Linked DNA regions of Mus musculus: all the other regions are linked to region 1. The links are chromatin loops, found by intact Hi-C in ENCODE. Cell type or tissue: heart. All regions are shown on one strand.

The links. A loop is a pair of places that touch in the nucleus more often than their neighbours do. Peaks named below come from ENCODE experiments on the same cell type or tissue, not always from the same donor. Only the 100,000 strongest peaks of a DNase experiment are listed, where the experiment ranks them.
Region 2: a loop joins it to region 1, with 2.5 times the contacts of the local background. A loop is called at or near these places in 25 of 42 quality-filtered maps.
Region 3: it touches region 1 in a loop (4-fold over the local background); 10 of 42 quality-filtered maps call a loop at or near these places.

What each region holds. Positions count from the first base shown.
Region 1 is chr3:97,767,065-97,769,564 of GRCm38, forward strand. All of the region lies in intron 8 of Pde4dip (phosphodiesterase 4D interacting protein (myomegalin)), which reads right to left. Among named protein-coding and RNA genes, the nearest start is that of Gm46816, 20 kb to the left of the region's middle. In heart, a CTCF peak has its summit at 1,290; DNase peaks (open chromatin) are centred at 27 and 957; H3K4me3 peaks cover 1,842 bases; H3K27ac peaks cover 1,734 bases.
Region 2 is chr3:97,878,157-97,880,656 of GRCm38, forward strand. All of the region lies in intron 1 of Pde4dip (phosphodiesterase 4D interacting protein (myomegalin)), which reads right to left. Among named protein-coding and RNA genes, the nearest start is that of Pde4dip, 9.3 kb to the right of the region's middle. In heart, a CTCF peak has its summit at 1,302 (motif pointing left); a DNase peak (open chromatin) is centred at 1,275.
Region 3 is chr3:97,679,554-97,682,053 of GRCm38, forward strand. Gm31242 (a long non-coding RNA gene) reads left to right here and starts at 1,010. Exons shown (of 2, transcript XR_375880.2): 1 at 1,010-1,485; 2 at 2,021-2,500. n-TQctg2 (a tRNA gene) reads left to right here and starts at 1,906; the gene lies at 1,906-1,977. In heart, CTCF peaks have their summits at 1,166 (motif pointing right) and 2,437 (motif pointing right); DNase peaks (open chromatin) are centred at 1,268 and 2,398; H3K4me3 peaks cover 1,439 bases; H3K27ac peaks cover 1,284 bases; H3K27me3 peaks cover 577 bases.

The DNA of each region.
Region 1 (2,500 bases):
GGAATCCGCAACCCGCAGAGCTGCACAACCGCGACATCTCCTGGGTCGGTTTCCGGGCCCTTCGGAAGCATGACAGCTGTGTGAGTCGTTAATCTGATCCTCATTTTCTACCCAACACTCAAATCCCGAATAGGCAAAGTCTTCTTGGAGCAGCGCAGCGTACCTCATATCTGGCAAGCCGGAAATGTCTACTGTCCCACTCCCCGCCTTGTTCTCCTCGCCAGAGTCATCATTATTCTTCCGATACATACTGGCAATGCAGAACTTGAGGCGATCCTTTTCCAGGAGCAGCTTCTGTAAGCGCTCAAGAGAAAGGGCTTCGATCCTGGCAATGACAGTATCGAATCGATAGATGCGATCGAGCATGAAAGCGCACTTGCTACAAGCAAACTCGGCTTTGCCATCACGAGAGACATCTTTGCCTAGGACGTGCGAAAGCAGAACCTGGAGGTTGAGCTTGGACGCGGTATGAAAGATCCAACGCCGCTGGTTTCCACACAGCTCCCGGGCACAGATCCTGCAAATCTCTTTCATCTTCACTCCTGGAGGGTGCGGAACTTCTCTGGAGCGGCCAAAGCTGCGGGTTGCTCACCGGCTCTGGGATGCGGTCCTCTTCCCACCTTGATGGTCTGGGGCTGGCATGGCCCAGTCCCAGGTCCTCACTGGGCAGGGGCACACCTCAGCGTGCGCAGACTCTGGGTACCACAAGACCAGCCCCGCCCCTCGGGCAGGGGGCGGGCGCGGGCGCAACACCGATTGGGATGCTGAGTGACAGGGTACGAGCTGCGCGAGGTCGCTGCCAGGGCCCCCACAGCTGTCTCTCCCGCGGGCTGCCTCGTCCTCCACGTCCTCCGGGGCGGGCAGTCTAGGCTCTGGGACAGTAAAGTCGGCTCAGAGCTGACGCAAAGCCCGGGAGATGAAGCATCAGATTTCAAGATGGCGCCGGGATAGGCGGTCTCCCCAAGCCTCCTCTGGGAGATGTAGTCCGACCGCTGCGGCTCCGCGCATGCGGGCTGGCGAGTACCTCCCCTCGCCTCCAATCCATTCTCGCCTGCTAGCCCGGTAAAGCGGACTTTGCTCGGAGGGGGAGAATGCAAAGTGAGATATAAGGCCAACGCCTGGCTGGTTTACTCTGATAAGATCTCACCAAATACACTCCCCAATCCTTTCAGGGAATCTCTCTCCTCTGCTGGATGCCTTGAGGCTCCTCCCAGAGGAGAAAGCCCAGTCCCCTCCCTGTCTGTCTACGGTCAGTGCCACGTACACTGGATGTGGCCTGGCGGTGCCACTAGGTACCGCTGCGCCACCGCCTTCTGACGCCGCCCCACCTCCTCTCCTAACTCTGACTCTGGGGTCAGAAGTTCCCAAGCTGCAGATATGTTTGGGGAGAACCTGATAAGTAGAGGAGGCAGGTTGAAAGAGTTTGCCGACACCAAACTAAGGTTGGACCTTACTTACTACTGGATTGATACAAGAAAGGAGACTAGTGTTTCTATCAATGTCACGTGATGTGTGGATAAGCAGGCCTAGGTGTTTTGTCCTTTTCTGAAAGTGGGAAATGGACCTGTATAATGCAGGCACCTGAGAGTCCAGTAAACACCAGGTGACTGGATCTGATCAAGATTTTAAAGCTAACAAGAGAATGGGCTTTGTCAAGCTTCAGGCCTCCTGAGAGAGTATCACGAATTCTCTTTCAGGTTCTGGTAGACAACTTCTGTTGGAAATGGAAGAAGGGAGACAGACACTTCTTTGAAAGTGTTTTCAATTCAAGTACTTCAGAATTAGGGCTGGAAATTCACTGGCATAGTTAGTACCTGGTTTTACTATTATACAACTAAGTCTTCCGATCCTTTCCTATAGAACTTCACCCACATAAGAGAACCTGGAGCAGCAACTGGATGAGATGCAGGTATCACAAACTGTTGCCAGTAAGAAATTCACTTCCTGGCTTTAGAGGCAAGTACCAGAGGAGGAACAGCATCTCCAGGAATCCCTTGAACTTCCTCCAGGGCAGGAACTCTGGGTCCCTAACTAATGACTTTTAGATTCAAAAACTGTGGGGCTAGGGCTATCGTGATCGTTCTAATCACCTAAACAAAATCCTGTAGCTTTGTATGCCAAATAGCTTTGCATATATAATTTCATCTAAAGACACAGATTCCGATCCTCTAAGCCAGACCATAAAATGGGACTCCAAGTAAAAACCGCTGCGTTTTTTTTAAATCCTTAAATGATGTGAGCTTGAAAGTCAAAAGAAACTGAGCATCTGTCTTTGAAATCTACAACAGTCTATTAAAGACAGAGTTTCTGAACTCACTATGACAGATGGACAGGCAGAGAGCACCCTACTTCCTCCTACATAAACTACTCCAAAATTACCCTGAAAAATCGATAGTGAGCTTTCACAGCAGAGCCAGCCTTCGCATGATCATTGGTGTTTAAAATAACTTGATCCTAGTCAAAAGATTGTGCTGCCTCGATAACAAAGCTTGAAGCTTAA
Region 2 (2,500 bases), 110 kb after region 1:
GGTATTCTCTTGTGCCGAGATCCTCAGATCTTGTTAGCCCCAGCTCTCGGTCTGTGGATTGTCAACCACCAGATAGCAAATGGTCCCTTTAGATTCCATAAGGTACAAGCGACTGCCTGGAAGGCAGATAGACCAGTACACAATGGCACTTGCATGCAAGCCTAGCAATGTGAATTCGATCTCTAGAAGCTACGTAAAGATGGAAAGAGAGAATTGACTCTTGGTATTCCCACCTTTCTGAGTCCCAACTCACTCAGAAAGGTGTAACTATTTCTTTTTTCTTCTGACTGTCTTTCAGATGCTGGCCAGGACCTAAGGCTGCTTTTGAACTCTGCCTAACACTGTGGGCTTCCTTACCCCTTTGCCTCAGTTCTGCTCCTCATCTTGTGGCTGACCTCTGGGCAGCCTTACAGCAAGCAGTATGAATCTGCTGCCTTCTCTTCCTCGTTCTCCTCCTGCCTTCCAGGCAGCTGCAAGACTTCCATCTTGTCTGTCAGAAGGTTTTCCTTTTAAACACTAACAAATCACCCTCAATCTTCCGTTTGAATCCATTCTTAAATTCTTTTATTAAGAAGACTAAAGACACTGAAGAAGAGCCTCGAGTTTCCCAGGTATTGTATGGTGGCTTCCCTGGGTCACCCCAAGCTTTCCTGTGACACTGTGTCATATACTTTGACTTTCCACGTATATGCTGTCGCTCCTCTCACAATAACTTTAAAAGCAACTACGAGACAAGGTCAGCTAGTGTGACCTATTTCTCATTTCAAATCTCAGCTGGAAGTTGCTGTGATCACTAAGGTGCGGGGGAGGGGGGAAGGCTGCGGGGGGGGGGGGGGGAGACAGTAGGAAGGGCAAGGGGGTAGAGGAGAGGAGAGGAAAGAAAGATCAAGTTACTTTGAGGGCAGCCTTTTCATTTGTTACTCCTGTTTTGCATTTGTTTTGTTGTATTCTGAAAACCACATCTCATAGAACTCAAACTCCTGACCTTTCGGCCTCCATCTTGCCAAGTACGAGGATGGCACATGGGCGCGTAGGCACGCACGCACACACATCATTGAATTTCAAGCATTTGTCTTTCAACACAAAACCAAATCTTGTTGCACCTTGACTCTTCTGTCACATGACTGGAAGCAGCAACGCTTTCTTCATGTTTTATGCAGGCTGTAGTGACTTCTAGCTGCCTTAGGACACTTCCAACCTGGAGCCTCTCTATCCACTGGTAACAGCTGCTTGTCAAAACTTGGTATCAAAACTTGGATGCTGTGACAATAAAAGCCACCCTCATGCGCCCCCTGCTGGTAGAATCTATCTTCCTGCTGCAGCCTCGTGGGTGTATTTTATTTGGCCCTAAATGCTCCCTGTAATTCGTTTAACTATTTTCTGTTTTCATACTCACCTATTGTATTCGTTTTTGCTACCTGATACACCTTTATAGGCATTTTGCTTATTTCCTAGTGCTAGGGCATCACGGGCCTGCCTTCTTACATCCTTATTAATGTCTGGTTCATATTGTCACCATCTCTCCGGTCTTGTGTTTGATTCTGTTACCTTCGTGGGTTGTTTGTTTGTTTGATTGATTGATTGATTGATTGATTGATTGATTTGGGACAGGATCTCACTCTGTAGTCCTCAATGGCTTGGAATGCAGATCAATTAGCCTTGAATTTGTGGCAATCCTCCTGCCCCACTCCTAAGTTCTGGAATTGAAGACATGGACCACTGTGTCTGGTCCCTGTACCATTTCTCATCTATCCTCTGAGTGGAGCACTGGACTTATGGTCCCAAAGCTCAGTGTAGTGAGGCAGACCCCTGGCCACGTGCCTGGTCTACTCTGCCAGATTCTACTCTCAGATTGCTTTTGCTGAAGTATGCATAGCTCAGAGCTCATTCGATTGATACCAAGGTCAAGATCTTCAGCTCAGGCCGATTTTCAAGGATATCTTGTGCTTGCTTCAGTGACGTAATTCCTTCAACAAGACTACATCTTCTAGACCTCCCCAAACAGCACCACTAACTGGGAACAAAGCACTCAAGTGCCAGGGCCTGTGGAGAACAATCTCATTCATGCTGCCACAACGGTGAGGAAAAATGGGTAGAAGAGTGACCATTGACTATCATTTTATAGTCTGTGCCTCTTATGCATATTCTCTCTGAAACGAGTTTCAAAGTACATGAAGTTCATGAAGATCTTTCTTGCTGAAAGCCCAATAAAGCTATGTTGCAGAATATCACTGTGGGTTAATACAGCCAGAGGTGTTACAGAGTGAACTATACTGGAGACAGCATGGATGCTGTGGTGGTTTGAATACTAACATCCCCCACCCCACCCCATCCCTGCTCATATGTTTGATTTGTGGTCCCCAGGTTGGGGAGCTATTGGGAAGGGATTAGGGGTGTGTGGCCTTGAAGGGGAGGTGTGTCACTGGGGGTGGGCTTTGAGTTTCAAAAGACTCATCCCTCTCATAGTGAACCCTGCCTCTGCTTGGGGATGGAGATGTGA
Region 3 (2,500 bases), 88 kb before region 1:
CTTCTAGTTAAGTCACTCATATAATAAAATAATACTTTGAGAAAAATTGAATTCTACTCCCCTATACTGCCCCAGGGCAACCACTGTGGACCAGATTAAAAACTGCAGCTGTAACTCCCCGTTGTAACTTTTTTTGGGGAGAGAAGCAACTTAAGCATGGCAAGGTTTCTTTGGTCTATGATCCCAGAGGTTCCTGCCCATGGTTGGTTGGCCCCTTGCTTTCAACCTGAGGTGAGGCAGGATCTTTATAGCAGGCAGTGCATGCCAGAGCAGGGAGCACATGGCCCTGAGGTGATGCTCAGTCCATGGCCATCAAGAGGCAGAGAGCTGAGGGAAGAGGGAGGAGAGAAAGAGACCTGCACAAGGCACACCAGTCAAACTTGTCCCTCACTGACCCATTTTCTCCCACCAGGCTTCATTTCCTAATACTCCCTTGATGAGATTCGTGCCCTCGAGATCCCTAGGGTCTTGGGTCTACCCCTCAAAAGTGCTGGAGCCTAGACCTCACATAAGCCATAGGAGAAGCAAGGGGTATTGAAGACTTGTAATCCAAACCTTAGCACTTATCGAAACTGACTGATATAACTCAGTCTAAGAGGAAAATCCATGGGCTCCGTGTCTACTGCCACATAGACTCTAAAACTCTGTCCTCTATTCAATGATTAGTAGTGTGTGTGGTGGCCCATGCCTTTAATCCCATCACTCAGGAGGATCTCTGTGAGTTCAAGGTCAACCTGGTCTACAAAGCAAGTTCCCAGAGAGCCAGGTCTGTTACAGAGAGATCCTGTCTTGAAAAACAAAAAGAGTTAGTAGTACCCAATGTTGGCTGTGCACAGGTCTGGGTGGGAGAGTCTGTGCCATTAGGTATTTGCAGATCTAGCTGCAGCAGTTTTGAAGGTCTATGACACAGTCATGCTTTTTTCTGTGATCTCTAGGACTATGTTTGGAAACCACCCATATTCTGAATACTAAAATGTAGATGCTTTCTCAACTACCACTTGGCACCAGGAGGGAAGCTCATGTCTCTCTCCTACATAGATCTCAACTGTAGTTTGCTGACCTCGTCATTCTAAAGTGGCAAGTGTCACCCAGTTTTCTCCCCATCTTAATGGCATCACAGGCCCCACTGGTCCCGCTGTGTACACGTGCTGACGTAGCCACGAGGGGGCGCTGAGAGGAACCGCCACCAGTTTAAAAGGCACACTGTGCTCAAGCACAGCTTTGCAGTTCTAGGCGATTTAGCAAAGTGTCACCGGGTCCTCAGCTCTGAATCTGTCTGGTACTCACCTAAGGCCAGTGCCGTCCTAGCCCCAAGGGCTGCCCGGATCGTTTCACCCTGACCAGAGATGCAATGATGCTCCTCTAGTGGGTGCCCCGCCTTCCTTTCTTTCTATGGTTGCAACTTCCCAATGACTTGTGGCCTGTGCTACGCGGGGGTTGGGGAGCATGAAAGAGAGGGACAAGGACGGAAGAAGCAGAACAGAGGTGGGGCTGGAGGAGAAATGAGGGATCGGGATAGAAGTCATTAGAGCTTTCTGGACAATACGAGGAGGGGGAGAACTACAAAGCAAAATAAAACCTTTTTCGGGGGTGGCCCGGGGAGCGCTTGCGCAAGGGACTGTATGTCAGAACAAGAGACCAGCAATGCAGGAACAAACGGCCGTGCACTTCCCTGATTCCAAAGCGTTAGATCCACTTTCTCATTCTTTGAGACCCGCTTACCCCACTAGTAAGTGGACCACACGCCGAGAGCTGAACAGAACGAACCTGAGTGCGTCCGATTCTTCCGGTTAATTAGGTTGCTCTTCCTGACTGTAGAAATGCTTGAGGAAGAAATCGTGGGGTGTGTGGAGGCGGAGAATGGATTTGGTCACCTATTGTGAGTCAGAGCATCTCTGTGTGTAGGGTTCCATGGTGTAATGGTGAGCACTCTGGACTCTGAATCCAGCGATCCGAGTTCAAATCTCGGTGGGACCTTTCTCTTTAACCCACACAGGATCCATTTTCTTTCTGTTCATAGCCCTGGCTTAGCACAGGAAGGAAGGAAAGGGGAGCAGGCCCTGGCTTCACTCCTGCTCTAAGTCATTTGCACACCGCGTTTGCGTCCTATCTCTCAGCTCTGAGACACCAATCCACATCGTAGCAGCCCGAACACACCGCAAAATCCTGTCCTCTGCGACCAGCCTGGCCCGAGGCTCGCTGACACATCGCGGCTCCACGACCCTCAGGTCTGCCACGTTTTCAGGTGAGCTGGGGCCGAAAGGGTTTCAACACCTGGCTACAGACACACCCGAGGCTCCATCATCTCCTGTTCCTGCACACGATGAAGGGAATTTAATCGAGCTAGCCCTTAGCTAGCCCTTGCGTTTGAGCAATTTCAGTGCGTTTTAGCTCATTGAACTTCTGAGATTCTATTGAAACCAGCAGAGGCCGCTGCTGTCTCCTTAATTGAGACCAAAAGAGCTGAGTTTGGATCGCAGCGCCCCAGGTGGCTCCTCCC